Linked DNA regions of Mus musculus: region 1 is linked to region 2. The links are chromatin loops, found by intact Hi-C in ENCODE. Cell type or tissue: left cerebral cortex. All regions are shown on one strand.

Region 1 (8,000 bases), 130 kb after region 2:
TATGTCTGTCTGTCCAGGGAGATGCTGCTGAGTGACTGCTCCATGCCTAAGGTGGCCACAATCTGCTCTTCTTTCAATGTCACTTCCCCAGGCAAGCTTTACCTTAGACTCATGGGACCCCGCACTCTTTATGTTTCTTTTTACAAAATGAATTTATATTTGTCGATTGTTTATGTTCAGTCTTCCCTACTTGATGACAAACTTTCTAAAGGCAAGGCCATGTCTATCTTGTTCACTGCTGTAGCTTCAGTAACAAAAACAGGGACTGGTACCCCTCAGGTATTTACAAATGTCTGTTGAACAACACTAATCAAATGACCACCCATGGGTACATGGAGAAGATGGTGTGCGCCTCAGACGTAGTCAGCCACTAGGTGGCGCGAATGCTTCTTTCACAAGCTATCCCGCAGGCTCAGATGTAGTCTGCCACTAGATGGCGCGATGATTCTCACGCGCGCTATCCCGCAGGCTTTTTCAGACCGGAGGCAAAGGTTCAATTTTCAATTCTGCTTGGAAGGGATTCTGCTGAGTTTATAACATCTGTCTTCACTGAGCGCCATGCTAGGCAATTTACAATGTGTACTGTAGCTCTCACAGCTGCCACGGGAGAAGTTTGCCCGCTTTACAAGGGAGGAAAGTCATTTCAAGCAACTTGAAGTAACTTTTCTTAAAATACACAACCCACAGCAGGAAAATAACACTCCGGACCTGAATCTGTTGTCTTCTATATCTGAGTTCTTTCTAGCATATTCTAGTGCTTCTATTACAGTGTCTCATAAGCCAGTAATATACTTCCTTCTATTAAAAAATATTCTCACAAGAGATTGGTGTTTTATCAGAGACCCAGTTAGAAGTCTCTGCACGGCCCTTGGTTTCTAAAGTCAACTTAGAGAAGAGGGGAGTCAAGTCAGAATAGACTCAGTATTTCTTGGGCAAGACCTTTCGTTCTTGAGCTTGTGAGTGACCTAAGCATAGTTGGTGAAAGGAGAATATAACCCTCTGTATTAACCAATCATGAGTAGCTACTAACTTCATTCATGAACATCTAGCTACTAAGTTCATTCATTCAGCAACTAAGGTGACAACTGGTCTGGCAGACATGAAGATACACTAAAGAGATACTGTGTCTCTCAATCTGTCAGACATCTGAAACAAGGGATCCCAAAGAAATGGGAACTTGCCTAGGAATCTCATGGTGGGAGAAGGAAGGGCAGCTACCAAAAGGGGAACTTTTCTCCTGGAAAGAGACACAGTGCGGGATGAAACTAATGATGGACCAGTGGTGGACAGGACCACATCCTGACTGAGACTGCTTAGATGTGCACATCCTTGGCCTCTATTTACATTTTGACCTTATGTCATGCCCCCAGAGACAGACTCGAAGGGTTTGATGGATCTCTTTGTTCCTCTTCCCAATGTGGCCACATGGAATCTCTCCCTTTTTTCTGCTTTCCACTTAATAATTTAGCTGTTTTAATTGCTCATTGAGGACCTGACTCGGGCCACAAGGCATAACGCCCAAATTCTATAACGAGTCCACGCACGGAGCTGAGCAAACAGATGGGTTTACAATGTGGTCAGTGATAATGAAATGTGTGCAGGAAAGACATATATATACACACAATGGTACCTCAGTGCCAGGCAGATGCTACACACCACAAGAGCACCATGAATCTAGAAGGCAGAAAGAGTCCTGTGAAAGTCAGAGGTGACCAGAAAACACATCAGGAAGACAGCAAGGAAATTATGCCGTTTTTACTCAAGGTGCAAACCAAAGATCAGAGGCACTGACCCCAGCTGAGAACATGGGGGCAATGTGGGGTGCTACCCAGACCTCCTGAACAAGAATCTGCATCTTAACAAGCTCTCGGAGTGACCCTCACATGTTTAAAGACTCCCGAGGACCATAGTATACTAAAATATTGTAGTAATTTAATTTTTAACTTTAAGTTTGGACTTTTGTCTTGCTCATGAAGGAGTTGTACTCGATAGATACTCAGGGCTCCTGCTCTTCTTCACAAGGAACCTCACAGACGCTTCTAATGGCTCCATTTTCTATAGGCTGATAAATTATTAACTAGAAGCAAGTTCTTACCCAGGAGCATTTTTTTGTATATGTCTATTTGAAAAAGTTTCATGAAACTAGGTAGGCTTTGAAAAAAAAATCGAAAGGATTAACTTTTTAATCACTAAAGAGACTATAACGTATTCATTTCAATAGTGGCTTATTGTAATTCTTTGGAGATCAGTAATTTATACATGTCACATACATCAGGACTCCTCCGGCCACTCCCCAACTCCTATGCTGTCCTTATTCGCCATTCTGAATTCATGAGAGTTGATACACGGAGTCCACGTGTGCTGTGCTGGAGAGAATCTTCTAAGAAGCAAGCACACTCGATGGACCTGACTCGATGGACCTGACTTAACACCTTAGTGGAGGTGAACACTGTCCTATGTCCTTACCTGTGGCTCCTGCCTGCTTGTCTACTCATGAACGTTGTGTAAGCCCATTTTGGAAAGGCAGTGTGGTGTAAAATTTAAAGACACTAAAAAATTCTAAACAGAGGAACATGGTCCCCGAGTAGACAGGTCCCTGTACAGCATCACTCCCCGCGATTCAGATTCCTGTGTCTATCTAGGTGTCTTTAGATGGTTGCTAAGGACCCTTCCCTGGTCTAGTATTACATGTACCCTAGTTACCTAGGAGTAGGAGCATGGAATGTCATTCATTAAACCCAGAATATATATTCCCAAATAGAAATGGCCCACGCTATCCTCACTCCCAGATATAAAAGTTGAGAATGTTGGTTACCATAGCAACTCACCTTCGTGGAGTCATTTAGAAATCCAATTCTGTAAAGTGACAATATTATGTACCAGCACCTGCAAGGCTCCATAATATTTCCTCTACTTCCCTTCTTGCCCTGGGCTATGGTGCCAAGGATCGTCATAATCTGGCGAAGCAATCCGAGTCCTCAAGCTGCCTTGCGGGCGGGCGGGCGCTGGAACAGAAGGTGCTGAGAGGGCGGGAGCGTCAGAAGGCCTCACTCTGGTTTACTAATTCCACAGCCGTCCTTCACAGACTCCAGCAAATATTTTGTGATGTTGCAAGGTGTTAGGAGGAGTGAAATGCAAGCTGTGATTCAGCCGGCATGAAGACTTTGCAAACACGAAAGGGCGGCGTGTCGTGAGGCTGCGTCTGACTTCTTTGAGTGCACTGAGCAGAGTGCTTGACAAGTGCTTTCTGTCAGACGCTGGGATCGCGCGTACCGGATTTTAAACCCAAGACCTATGTAAAATTGTTTGGTCAAGTAGGTCTCACTTGAGTTAGCTGTGAGTTCTCTCTGTGGAGGGAGTGAACATGTGCTCATTTGTATGAATGGGTTTTCAAATGTGCACGCATATTACAACGTCCAATATGCATAAATTAAAATTAATTAATTTGCAATGTTACTACGTCTTAGCTGTGTTTTTAATCAACTGATCATAAAAGCAGGGTCATTCTTGAGCTTAAGGAAAGAGGTTGTTTTGGGTGGAGAGAGCTGCTGAAGCAGCCTTACTTTTCAGATCACATCTTGATTCTGAGAGCTGATGACAGGGGCACCTTACTGTTAGGAGGGGCCTTTCCTCTGTTACTGGCTTCCTTGGCATGCCATAGATGCGGAGTTCATTTACCCCTGGTTTCCAGAACATCTTTGATTGGCCAATTGTGCACCTTTTCTCCATGGGAAATGTTATATCTGAATATAAGCTGTGAACGATGGATATAACTCTTAGTTCACACATTTTATGACATCTAACTTCAGCTGACAAAGCTTCAGATGACAAAAATAAAGATGGTGTGGTGCTTTGAAGATGCTTGACCCAAGGAGTGGCACCACTAGAAGGCATGGCCTTGTTGGAGGAAGTGTGTATCATTGTGAGGGTGGGCTTTGAAAAGACCTTCCTCCTGGAAGTCAAACTGCTCCTGGCTTCCTGTGGCTCCTCAGCTCCGTCCCCAGCACCATGCCTGCCTGAAAGCTGCCGTGCTTCCTGCCTTGATGATAATGGACTGAACCCCTGAACCTGTAAGCCAGCCTCAATTAAATGTCACCCCTTATAAGAGTTGCCTTGGTCATGGTGTCTCTTCACAGTAATGAAGCCCTAAGGAAGACAGATGGTGTGCCACATGGCAGGACAGTCTATGGTCTGGAATCTCAAAACAGTGATCTCTGAAGATATTTCTGTTGAATATTGTGCTGGTTATATTTTTGTAAACTTGACACAAATTAAGAGTTCCCTGGGAAGAGGGATGCTCTAGGAATTGCCTCTGTTAAGATTGACTTGTGGACATGTCTGTGGGTATTTTCTTGATGAATATTTGATGTGGGAGGGTCCAAGTATTAAAGGTGGGGCCACCCATAGGCAGGTGAGTTTTATTAGAAAGCAGCTGAGCAAGTCACGGGAATAAGTCACTAAGTAGCATTTCCCTCCGTGGTGTATCTCAGTGATGAACTAGAACCTGCAAGTCTATTTTGGTCAGTGTTAATTCACAGCAATGGAGAGGAAAATGTGTGTGTGTGTGCCATCGTGATCTTAGATACACACATGGGGACACACCTCTTTCCTGAGGTTCTGACACTTTCAGGGGGACTCTACTTAAGGTCACAGGGAACATGTACTCTCTCTGTTTCCAAGTCTTACAAACCCAGCTGAGACTGCTTATCTTCCAAGTGAACGTGGGTAATGGGACAGAGTTCCCGACCACAAATCCCGTCTTCTCAGAGGGCTTTCTCAATTGTAGGCTCCTCCTTTCTTCCAAACATTGTCTGTGCCCTTACTTTGTTTTTTCCCATCTCCAGGGAGCTTCTAAAACCAAATGGAGGAAGACTTGTTTGTTTCTCTGTTTCTTGCTGTTATGTTTTCTCTGGGCTCAGGGCACAAACTAGGCTACCCTGGGAGAGTGACAACCAGGGAGGAAGATGATAGAAGGAACCCATCACCGTGCAACATATGCAGATCAGCAGAATTGCCGGATCCAGGGTTTGCAGGAGCCTCCGCCAAGCAGCCTCGATAAAGCCACAACCTCTGGCTTATTAAACTACATTTAAGGCACGACTCTTATGACAAGTTGCACCATCTCCTTGAGACTTTACTTTGTACATGACAAGCCTTGGTTGACCACCCTGCGTCAATTCCCGATCAGGACCAATTCTTTTGAGGCTCAAAAAAAAAAAAAAAAAAAAAAAAAAAAAAAAAAGGTTTGTGCTTAATGTGTATATGTACTGGTCATTGATGTAATGAGAAGAAACTCACAAACTAGCATGGATATTTTGGGGAAAAATGGTGTGAACCCCAAATACAATGAAGTGAGGTACCGAAGGACGCAGCTTTGAGTGGGTGGAGAGAAACAAGTGGCATTAGACCTGTCACTGATGGGAAAAAAAAAAAAAACAAACTGTGATGGCATTAAATATGGGGACAGGTTTGGCATACACTTGAGTGCTAACTGGCTCACAACCTTATGACACCTCTGGAAGTGGGCTGGAAAGCTGACTTAGAGAACACTGGCTGGATGAAGGACAAATGAGAACCAGGTGATTTTCTGACCCTGCAGCACAACGCCTGTGCACACGTCTGGCGGAGGAGTATCGCCCATTCCATACTATGGCCAAAATCTAGAGGTGCCAGAGATGGGGAAACAGATTTTCACCATGCACAGCTGATGGTGTGCACTGGACCTTAGAGCAGGAAGAGCCAGTGACTGAACACCCACTACTCAGGCTCTTTCCCTCCATGTGAACCTCTAGGCAAGAGAAATTAAGAGTGCTAGTTACTTTCTTCCCAGTCAAAGGTATCACTTAGTGACACTGTTGCGGAAGCTTGCCATCACTGTCAGCAGAGCTGCTGAACAATCTAAGTCTCTTCCCTGTTGGGTCCGCATGGGACAAATGGCCAAAAAAGTCAGGGAAAGCTTACTTAGAAACAGGGAGGCAGAAACGAGAAAAGCAACTAGAGGAGGGAGGAGTCTGTGGGGGGGGGGAACCTAAGAAATTGTACAAGACAAGCCAGACCTGGGGAGTGCTTTCCTTGTTCATCCCAGCATTTGGGAGGCTGAATCTAGAGTTCTAGGCCAGTCTGGGCTGGTGGTGCTCCCCAGCCCCAATAAACCCACAGATAGTTCTCCGCTTATGATAACTTGACATCAGATCTTCTGAATTTAGGATAGTGAGGAAGCATTCTTCATTTAGAAGAAATGTACTTGGCTCTGGAATGTTGAGCTTTCCCCAGGCTAGTGAGAGGTAGGAAGATGCTTTTTTGAGATGCTGGCAGCGGCATGTGGAAGGAGGATTCGGGTGGGGGATGACAACTGATGATCCAGGGAGCTTTGCTGTAAGCTGTGATGTTCGGTTGCTGGCTGTGATTGTAACATTTTCAGCCTACAATGGGTTTACTGGGATGGAGAACTTTATCAAAACAAACATCTTAGTCCGTCTGTAATGGTCATGGGTGACTATGGCAAAACACTAAGGACCATATTTACCTTCCTGCTCCAATTAATTCTTTAAAACTGGGAAAAATTGTGAAAACCGGTTTTGGATATTGGAGAATAGGCAGCACAGGGCTGAGACTCCTACAGAAGCAGATCCTAGTCATCTTATTGAGTGGGGACCAAGGCTAGAGTTAAGGCAGTGTGGCAGTGCAAAGATACAGAGCAGAGTCCTAGAAAGGCACCAGGGCCACAGAAAACGTTCCAGAAATCCTCCATTGGCATCCTTATGTGTCTTTGTCACATATGAGGGTGCCCATATCTAGTGTGCAAGCCCACACGGCTGGGGGCTGGGAGCTGAAGAGTGAACTGGCTGTGGTGGCTGAAGCAGGATGATAGTAAGCCCTCACTGACAACCAGGCCTCAGATGCAGCCCTGGAGAGACCACACCTTCATCCTGGGGCTAAACTATCCTTACAGTAAGGGTTCCTCTGCATCCTTCCTAAGCAGCGTTTTGAACAAAAGTGGCAAGAACTAAGCTTAAGCAAACACGACTCCCCATGAGGTCAAAGCCGGGCACCTCTCTTTCAAGAAACACATTTAACTTTTAACATTTAACTGTGACATTTGTTGTGGGCCTTCTGTTACCTTAGTAGGCTAAGGAACTCCTTTCTATTCTAATTTTATAACAATTTTTACTGTAACTGGTTTTAGAATATTTCATTATTTATATCTCTATTTGCATGTATGTGTGGGTGCGCTCACCTGTTTGTAGAAGCAGAGGTCAGAAGAAGGGCATCAGGTGCCCTTCATCATTTTTCCAGTTCCTCTGAGGCAGTGTCTTGTTCCTGAACCTGGGGCTCAAGTCTTCAAGCAGCAGTGACCAACCCTCCTGTCCTTACCCTTCTCAGTCCTGGGGCTGTGGGCATTTGCAAGGGGACCTAGTTTATTTCATAGGGGCTAGAAATATATATATATGTGTATATGTGTGTGTGTGTGTATGTGTGTGTGTGTGTGTGTGTGTGTATAAAACTGTAGCCACTGTGACTAACCATTGGGACACCTCTCCAGCCCTGACCATTGGACTTTATCAGATAATCTTTACCACACAGAGACGTCATCCAGCTTTCCTATTATTTTCTAACGTGGGCACCTTTAATAGGTTTAAAAAATGTCAGCCATCCTTGAATTCCCAGAGTAAGCCCACACTGGTCACAAAACATTGTTTTGTGTTGCTGGATTCGTTTTCTAATATTTTCCATCTTTGTTCTGAAGATTGCCTTTTAACAAAATTTTAAACTTATTTTCCAGAGTTAAAGATTCATTTCTATTTGTGTGTGTGCAGGAGACTATGGAGGCCAGAGGCGAGGCCGCGAGCCACCATGTAGATGCTGGGAAGCAAACCAGCATCTGGGTAAGAGCTGTGTGCAGGTAACCCCCCCCCCCCCATCCCTGCCCATTCCACTTTTAAAGTCTCACATAGCTAAGGAATGCTAAACATTGTATAGCGTAGTCCCTAAGCTACTTA
Region 2 (8,000 bases):
TGTAATTTGAAATCAGCATAAGTGGATGCTCCTGCTGAACCTGTCTGTGTGGGGTCACATTTCCTAGGATATCCTACGATGGTTATTAGATAGGCTCCCACAGCCTATAAATATTGTTCTTCTGGGTTTTGTTCATGAAAGCAATGCTTGCTTCTCTGATGGAAAGCAAGCTATTGTCAAGGGAAGAAAGGAATCCCATCTAACATGTAAAGTGTGAGCCTGACTGAATAGATTTTGAGATGGGGACACTTGACATTTCCATCATTGTGGTCTGTGGGAATAGGGAAGGGGGAGAGACTAGGTGGAGTCAGGCCTACGCTCTTCCCTGCCACTTCCATTGTCAACTCTACCACACTGCTCTCTAGTATGCCAGGGCACAGCCAGGCAAGTGAGGGCGTGTTGAAGAATAAAGACGTATGATGGTGACAGTGACATCTGAGGTGAATCCATAGGTGTGCTGGAGCAGGCTTCACTTGTTGAAGACAGTAAGGATTCAGGATACATGGAGAACCCAGACAGCCTCCCCATGCTTCTGGGAAAACAGAATCATTTGCCAATGTGGGGCACAAGGGGAATTCAAAAGACTGGGATTTACCTGTACCCACGAGTCACCTACGAATGACCATTTTCTATTACTAAAGCAAGTCAGAAGTTTGCCAACTTGGATAACAAGGGTTCCTTTCCCCTGCTCTACCTAGTAGAGCTGCTAAGGATAGATTAGCTACAGGAGTAAATCTGAAATCCAAAGCACATTTCTGCTCCAGTCACACCGTACAGAAAGTGATTGTGTCCCCTGCATATCTCTGTGAATCCCCACTCATTGTGGTGATGTTCCAGCTGAAGATCTAGTGACAAGTGTCCCAGCGCAGGTTATGGGCCTGAGTGTGTACCCCAGGCTTCACTACATGCTTTGGGGATCTCAGATTTGACTCTTGTGAGCCTCTTTTCCACCCCCAAATTAAATATGATTTTGTTAGCGTAAAGACCAGTCCACTGATATTAGATATTAATCCATTTTCTTTAACTTAATTGTTCTGTTAAATTCTAGTTTTAAAGGAAAATTTGAAATGTTTTCATGCTCTCTAAAATATGATAGCCCCTAGGGACCTGAGTGGCCTGTCTTTCTCTTGGCTTTGGCCACGCCTCCTGGCTCCTGTCGCCCCCTTCTGTAAACCGGAGCCATTGGGCAGAAGGACCTTGGCATGTGGTGACTAAGTAATACAGACTTCCTCTCTTTCTCCTCACGGATTGGCTTTTCAATTTTTAACTCAGTGATCTTGCTTCATATGTGGTTTTCACTGTGAGTCACCTTTAAAATTCTCTTTGGAAGTAGGTGGGGTGTAAATTATAAATAAGAATTCCTTTTTACTTCCTCAGAGTTTGCACAATGCCTGGCTTTGTGTTCTCAGCCCTTGTTTGTTGATTGTGCCGGTAAATGGCTGCCTCCCCTTCCAGCCTCCACCCACCACCATGTCCCACCAGGTCTGACAGAGTCTGAGAGAGTCTTCCGTTCTTCCTCCTGTCCCTCCTTCTCTCTCTGTCTCTCTCTGTGTCTCTGTCTGTCTGTCTGTCTGTCTGTCTGTCTGTCTGTCTCTCTCTCTCTCTGATATCTGGAGAGTCTCAGTTCCTGTGCCCCATATTCTCCTGGCTTTCAGCTTGAAGAGGCACCCACTCACTGTCAGACTGACTGGGGGTGTAACCTGTGGCTCTGCTCCATCCGAGAGGGAGCTAGGGTTTGGTCAGAGTGAGATCTACTCAGTAAACAGTGGGATAAGAACTGAGCCTGGGTCCTCTGATGCACCATGGCCAAGTGAAGAGAGCTCAGCCTCTATGATTTCAGCCTTCAGAAAGTGGAATGGGTTTCTTATCAGCCCTTAACTCAAACCCTACAGTAGCAGTTCTCAACATTCCCAATGCCACAACCCCTTAATACAGTTCTTCATGTTGTGGTGACCCGCAATCATGAAATGATTTTTGTTGCTACTTCGTAACTGTAATTTTGCTACTGTGATGAACTGTAATGTAAATATCTGATATGCCACCCTTGGGAAAGTCTTTCAACCCACCGGTTGAGAACCGCTGATCTCCAGGACACCGTTTCCATCTCTGGAGGTGTGCTCAGCTTCGTCTCAATGCTCAGGCCCCAGCATTCACTGTGTTGGAACCTTGTGCTGAAACCTCGTTCCTACACAGTGGAAGAGGGATGCCAGAAGCAAGCAAGGATGGGTAACAGAGCCACAGAGAAGGAACCGGGGGTTTTAAAAGGCTTCCTTCATTAGCTAGCCCTTCGAGTGCTTGCCACCTATCAGGCACTGGGGTTCTAAGATCACACCAGAACATGTATGCAAAGCCACATGCATGCATGGAGCATGCATGCATGCACACACACACACACACACACACACACACACACACACACGGCACCCTGCTGAGAAGAAACAGAGAAAAACATCTACCCACTTACTCAAGGAAAGGCAAAACAAAAGCTGCCCCACAGTGGGGCAGAATCTGCTGCTTTGAAAGGGGAGCATGTGCAAGTCTATTTAAGTCCTCTTACACCAACTCTGCCATTCTCCACTCTTAGCCCACCCCCTCAATCTGTCACATTCAGGGATCTGGGGCTCTGAGCCTTGGGTGAATTAAACAGATTCAATGGCACGTCAGGCTTGGGAGGAGGAGGAGGAGGAGAAGAGAAGGCGGGCAAAGAAGATGGAGAGAGAAAAAACACAGGGAGGTGTTGGAAGTCAATTCACAAACCTCCTGTAGAGGAGAGGAGGTCAGCCAGAGAGACCTGGAACGCTCCAGTTGGAGCAATCCTATTAATAACGGAGCGAGTTTATTGAAAGCTTCTGGGGCCAGACCTTGCTCTAAGTCTTTTACATAGATTAGCATATTCAATCGCCCAGATGCCCACTGAGATGACTTTTGTTTTATAGATTATTGATGAGAACCTCTCTGGGTTCAGAAGTGATTTCACCAAGGTACTGCGGTCAAGACTTGGAGCCTCTGCTCATCCCGTGGCCTCTGGACAGGGACCTGGGACCCTGTGTGACAGGAGAGGGCAAGGGGGACTGCATGTGATCACTGCCATTTGAGTGTGTGTGGGTGTGGGTGGGGGGGGGTAAGGTAAAAGGTATGGAGTGCAGTTGGTGGAGTTTGAGCACTGGCTCACCAATCCTAACTTTGTGACCTTGGAAAAACCTCTCTGACTTTCCTGTGTCTCTGTGTTCTTAGATTTGAGGGTCGATGATGCTAATGATGATGTGGCTGGAAGGATTTCTGTAATCCTGTGACCAGTGGGTTAGAAAAATGTCTGGGCAGACCCACTGATAACACCCTCTTCCTTGAGGTCACAACTGGCTTCCTTTGCCCCCACTACCTAGGTTTGGTAGAAACCCTGTAGCTTAGCTCTTCCTGGGGTTTCCACCCTCTGTAGTTTCCATGTTTGCCTATGCAAGTACCAGGGACCATGAAGAGGGGAAATTTCTAAGGACATGTGACCTTGTCTCCAAACCTAAGAGCATATTGGAGCATACACATTTAGTTCCAGCACTCAGGAGGCAGAGGCAGGCAGATCTCTGTGAGTTTGAGGCCAGCCTGGTCTACATACTAAATTTCAGACCAGCCAGGGCTATAAGAATAAGATGCTGCCATGAAACCAAACAAAACAAAAGAGCATATTAGAAAATTAGATCGAGTATAGCTGTACTTCTTGTGTGGGAAGACTCTGTACCACATGCTGGAGAATGTGGGCTAGCCTCTGCTTCCAAGGGGATACATCTGACTGGGGGAAGAAAATTCCTCCGCCAAGAGAGGACTTTGCAGAGGCCACTGCAATGTGCAGTCTTAGTTACCAAACAGCTGAGTGGCAGGTGAGGTGGACAAGGAGTTTTGAGGATACCATTCCGAAGGGATGTAACTCAGCCAACTCGGGGTCTCTCTTCACTTTTGGTGGGGCCTTCAGCTCTTAGCTGAGCATAAACCATCTTGCCCCCTTTCTCATTTTTAGTAGAGCATGACTTGTGGCCACATGTGAGGTCCAGGTAGACCCTGATGTCTACCTGTCCAGAGCTGCTCTTGGTTGAGATAACTGAAGCTTGTTTGTGCAGGACTCATTCTGTGGGATGCTGCTAAGCATGCCTTGCCGCTGCCAAAAGCCCTTTAGAGATGTGTCTGCGTGCCTGGTTTGTCCTACCTGTCACAGAAAAGGCACGGTGACCATCTGTTAGACTCCTTACTCCCACCCCTCTATTCATTTTTAACCACAGATTTTCACAGTTTGCCTTACTTATTTAAATCTGTTATTTGGGAAGACACGTAGATTGCTAAGTAAAGCTTTCGTCCATTGAAACCTGTTCTACCCACACTCTGTGGCTGGCTATGATCCCATGAGAGACTCTCATGCCTGAGTGTCCCTTAACCAGGCTAGATTTAGGATTGTATTCTACTTGGACTATTTGAAGTTTAGAATATATATACATAAATATATACATATATTCTAAATATATATATTGGTTAAGAGTAACAATATGACCGAAGTTTCAGGACCTATATTGTGGGGGATGGGACTTCTGTTGTTACCCAGCAACAATATACATGCTGTTAACATTTGATACTCTTGATTTATGTTGTGCAGCAGGCCACTAGTTCATTTACTTAGCACCTACTACATGCCAGGCGCCTGTGATACCTCAGCTTAAAGATTTCATTAGGGAAAGACAGACCAGAAAAAGACCAAGGACCAGCTGTGTTAGACGCTTTAAAAGCACACAATACAACAGAGAGTAGACAAAGGATGAAAGCCCTGTGGGGTGACACAAAACTGGGGCCTGGCAGAGAAAAGGTGGAGGGAGAGTTGAGGAGTCCTACGTATCTGCTGAGAATTGAGAGAGGTCTGGCCCTGGGCCTCATTGCCCTCTCTCCTGAAGGACTTCCCCCACTTCTTTCTCTGCCTCTGTGGCTCCCCGGGAGTGGGAAAGGTCATGTTCTGCGCACCACCTACCACCAGCATCACCCTGAGTGCTTGGCCTGCTTGCACACCCAGCCATCTTTCTGACCAGAGTCTCATAGGGGTTCCAGATCTCCCTGGACACATGCACTTCTACCTTACTCCACAAACCCCATCCCGGTATGAGAGCTCATGACTTGCTTCCATCTCTGGCCATCTTGCTGTAGCCTGGTCATTTGAACTGGTTCTGCCCCAGACACAAGAGCTGCTCATTGCCTGGCCACAGCTCAGCCTACAGTCCGCAGTAGGCAATGCTAAGCACCCTTTCTCTTTGCTTCCTGGTGAAACGTGACACGATGGTTCTCAGGACTTTCTCTCGCCCTCTTCCTCTCCCACTCTGTTCTTGATCGTTCACTGTATGATCATTCTGTGGTTTGAATGTGAAATGGCCTCATAGGCTCCTATATTAGAACATGTTGTTACCAGGTGGTGGCGCTGTCTGGAGAGGTTGTTTAGGATATGAAGCCTCCGCTGGAGGAAGGGGGTCACCGGGGTTTTATGTGTCTTGGGGTTTTATGATCCAGCCCCAGTCTCTGTCAGCTCTCTGCATCCCCCACAGAGATGGGAGAAGTCTCAGTTCTACACATGCTTGTCACTACAGAGCCAGCTGCCATGTTTTCCCCTCCACAAGGGACCGTATCCTCTCTACCCATGAGGCAAAATAAAGCAACTCTTCTCCCCAGAGTTGCTTTGTGTCAGATATTTGTTCACAGCAAGCAGAAAAGAAACCAATATCCTCTTACAGTTTGTTAATGTGTGTGTGTGTGTGTGTGTGTGTGTGTGTGTGTAGATGTTTCCCAGAGCCCAGTGTTCTTTGTCAACCTCTAGTAAGAAACACCACATTTCTCCAGGGTTAGGTTTTATGATGTCGGCTGAGTGTTCATTCCTGTGTCTTGCATAACCCTCTAAATGTTCATCTTAAGATATAAGATAATGTATGTGTCTAGGCATGAGTGTCTGTGCCTAGCACTTGCTATCACAGCACTTGGGAAACTGAGGCAGGAGGATTGCTGCGAATTTGAGGTCAAAAATAGTGGCTACAATAATGAGTTCCAGGCTACTCTGTGTGGTAGGAGGTAGAGGAGAATTTGGGGGATGAAAAAGAAGGTAGAGGAGAGGTTGGGGGAGGGGGAAGGAAGTGGAGAGGAGAGATGGGGAAGGAGGACGTCCTCTAGTCTTCTGGCCACTTATTTGAGAGGCATTTACTGAACACCTACTGTATACTGAACTTCACACTCTGGGAAACACTGAAGATTAAAAGTCCTTCCTTCATTGTACCCATAATTATTTAGGAGAAAGGACCCAGAGTGACAACGAGTAGAGACTAGGGCTGAGGATGGGACAGTACACAGCAGTAAGGGCACCGTTCGCTCTGCATAGGGCAGGGTTAGTGCAGAAAGGCCCACGGATGCTGGTCCTCAGAGATGATGCTGGCTGCCCCCTGTCCCAGTGGTCAAGCATGAAGCACACAGCCGAACAACCCTACAACAGTCATCTATGTGAACCCATTTGTGAAGTGTCTCCTACGTGCCAGGCACTGTTGTAGGCATTGAGAACACGTACAGCTATAAACACATGGACACATAACTCTTCCTCCTTCCTGGAATCGTAGCCGCCATGGAGACTGAACTGATTATGCCCGGGATGGAGAAGCAAGGCCCCAAAGACCCTGAGTGGCAGGCTATTGGTCACTCAGAAAATCAACAGGCAGAACCAGGTGTCCTGACTCCTAGCCTTGCTGTTCTTCCAGCTTTGGAAATGAGCCTTTCCTAGGTAGCCAAAAGATCCTGTCATGTTCTGGGTCCCCACCTGGTGGGACCTTCACAGGTGAGCTTTGACATGCAGAGCTTGAGGAGAGGGCCCTGGGCTTCCATTTTAGGGAAGTCTGTAAGTGCCCAGCACTGATTTATTTATTTATTTATTTATTTATTTATTTATTTATTTATTTTTAATGCATGGTATTTATGAGGGCTTTCCCCACTGGGACTGCCCCATGTTCTGAACTGTGAACACAGCAAGCAGGATGGATACATTTTTAGCACAGTAACTACAACCAGATGTGGGGATGGGACTGAAGAAACACAGCAAGCTTTTGTGAGAGCTACAGAGCTGGGAGACCCAGCCTAGTTCTCTCCTCTCTGGGGAAATGAGTTTACAACTGGTGAAACACTCCAGACTAAGGTCTGCCCTGGATAAGCTCCGTGAGCCCCTGACAGACATCGGGGTCTGGTCTTGCACCCACCAAGCCCTCAGGAACAGCAGGAACCAGGTGTTCGGCACAATCCTCTCATCTCCCTCCAACTGAACCATGGAATCCCCCCTCCCCGCCCCCGTGAGGGTAAAACGGAGCCTTGGTTTGGCCAGAGCCCACATAGTGGGCATGGCTGAGAAGAAGCAGAATGGTTGGGCTGACAGCTTATTTCCCTTCTATTTTCCTTCCACATCTCTCTAGATCAGGCTCCATGTTCCAGGTGCTTATGTCTGGGGCCAGTAGGCCCTCAGGGGTCCAATATGGCGACAGCAAGAAATCCTTCCTGGCATTTCTATAGCAGCTAATGATAAGGGTTCAAAATAGTGCTCATCCCTGAGTTTCAAACCAAAGGAGGCGCAAGATCCAGATGCATCCAGCAAGCTCGGAGAGACACATGCGTCAATAGTCCTGATGGACTCCAACTAAATAAGAGGTGAATACTTGCCGGGCGGTGGTGGCGCATGCCTTTAATCCCAGCACTCGGGAGGCAGAGGCAGGTGGATTTCTGAGTTCGAGGCCAGCCTGGTCTACAGAGTGAGTTCCAGGACAGCCAAGCTATACAGAGAAACTCTGTCTCAAAAAACAAAACAAAACAAAAACAAAAACAAAAAAACAAAAAAGAAAAAACAAACAAACAAAAAAGAGGTGAATACTTTCAGAGCTCCAGATTGTGACCTGGAAGTGTTCAGGCTGGAAGAATTTTAAGAGGCACCCGAAAGATGGAGGATTTGGAGAGGCAGA

The links. Hi-C counts contacts between places; a loop is a spot of excess contacts. Peaks named below come from ENCODE experiments on the same cell type or tissue, not always from the same donor. Only the 100,000 strongest peaks of a DNase experiment are listed, where the experiment ranks them.
Region 1: it touches region 2 in a loop (12-fold over the local background); 2 of 42 quality-filtered maps call a loop at or near these places.

What each region holds. Positions count from the first base shown.
Region 1 is chr17:87,037,008-87,045,007 of GRCm38, reverse strand. It overlaps Gm30421 (a long non-coding RNA gene), which reads left to right. Exons shown (of 3, transcript XR_877089.2): 3 at 1-5,200. Among named protein-coding and RNA genes, the nearest start is that of Gm30421, 9.9 kb to the left of the region's middle. In left cerebral cortex, a CTCF peak has its summit at 395 (motif pointing right); DNase peaks (open chromatin) are centred at 3,040, 4,246, 6,307, 6,714 and 1 more place.
Region 2 is chr17:87,163,839-87,171,838 of GRCm38, reverse strand. No RefSeq gene overlaps it. Among named protein-coding and RNA genes, the nearest start is that of C330024C12Rik, 27 kb to the left of the region's middle. In left cerebral cortex, no CTCF peak of the experiment used is centred here; DNase peaks (open chromatin) are centred at 1,384, 2,568 and 4,266.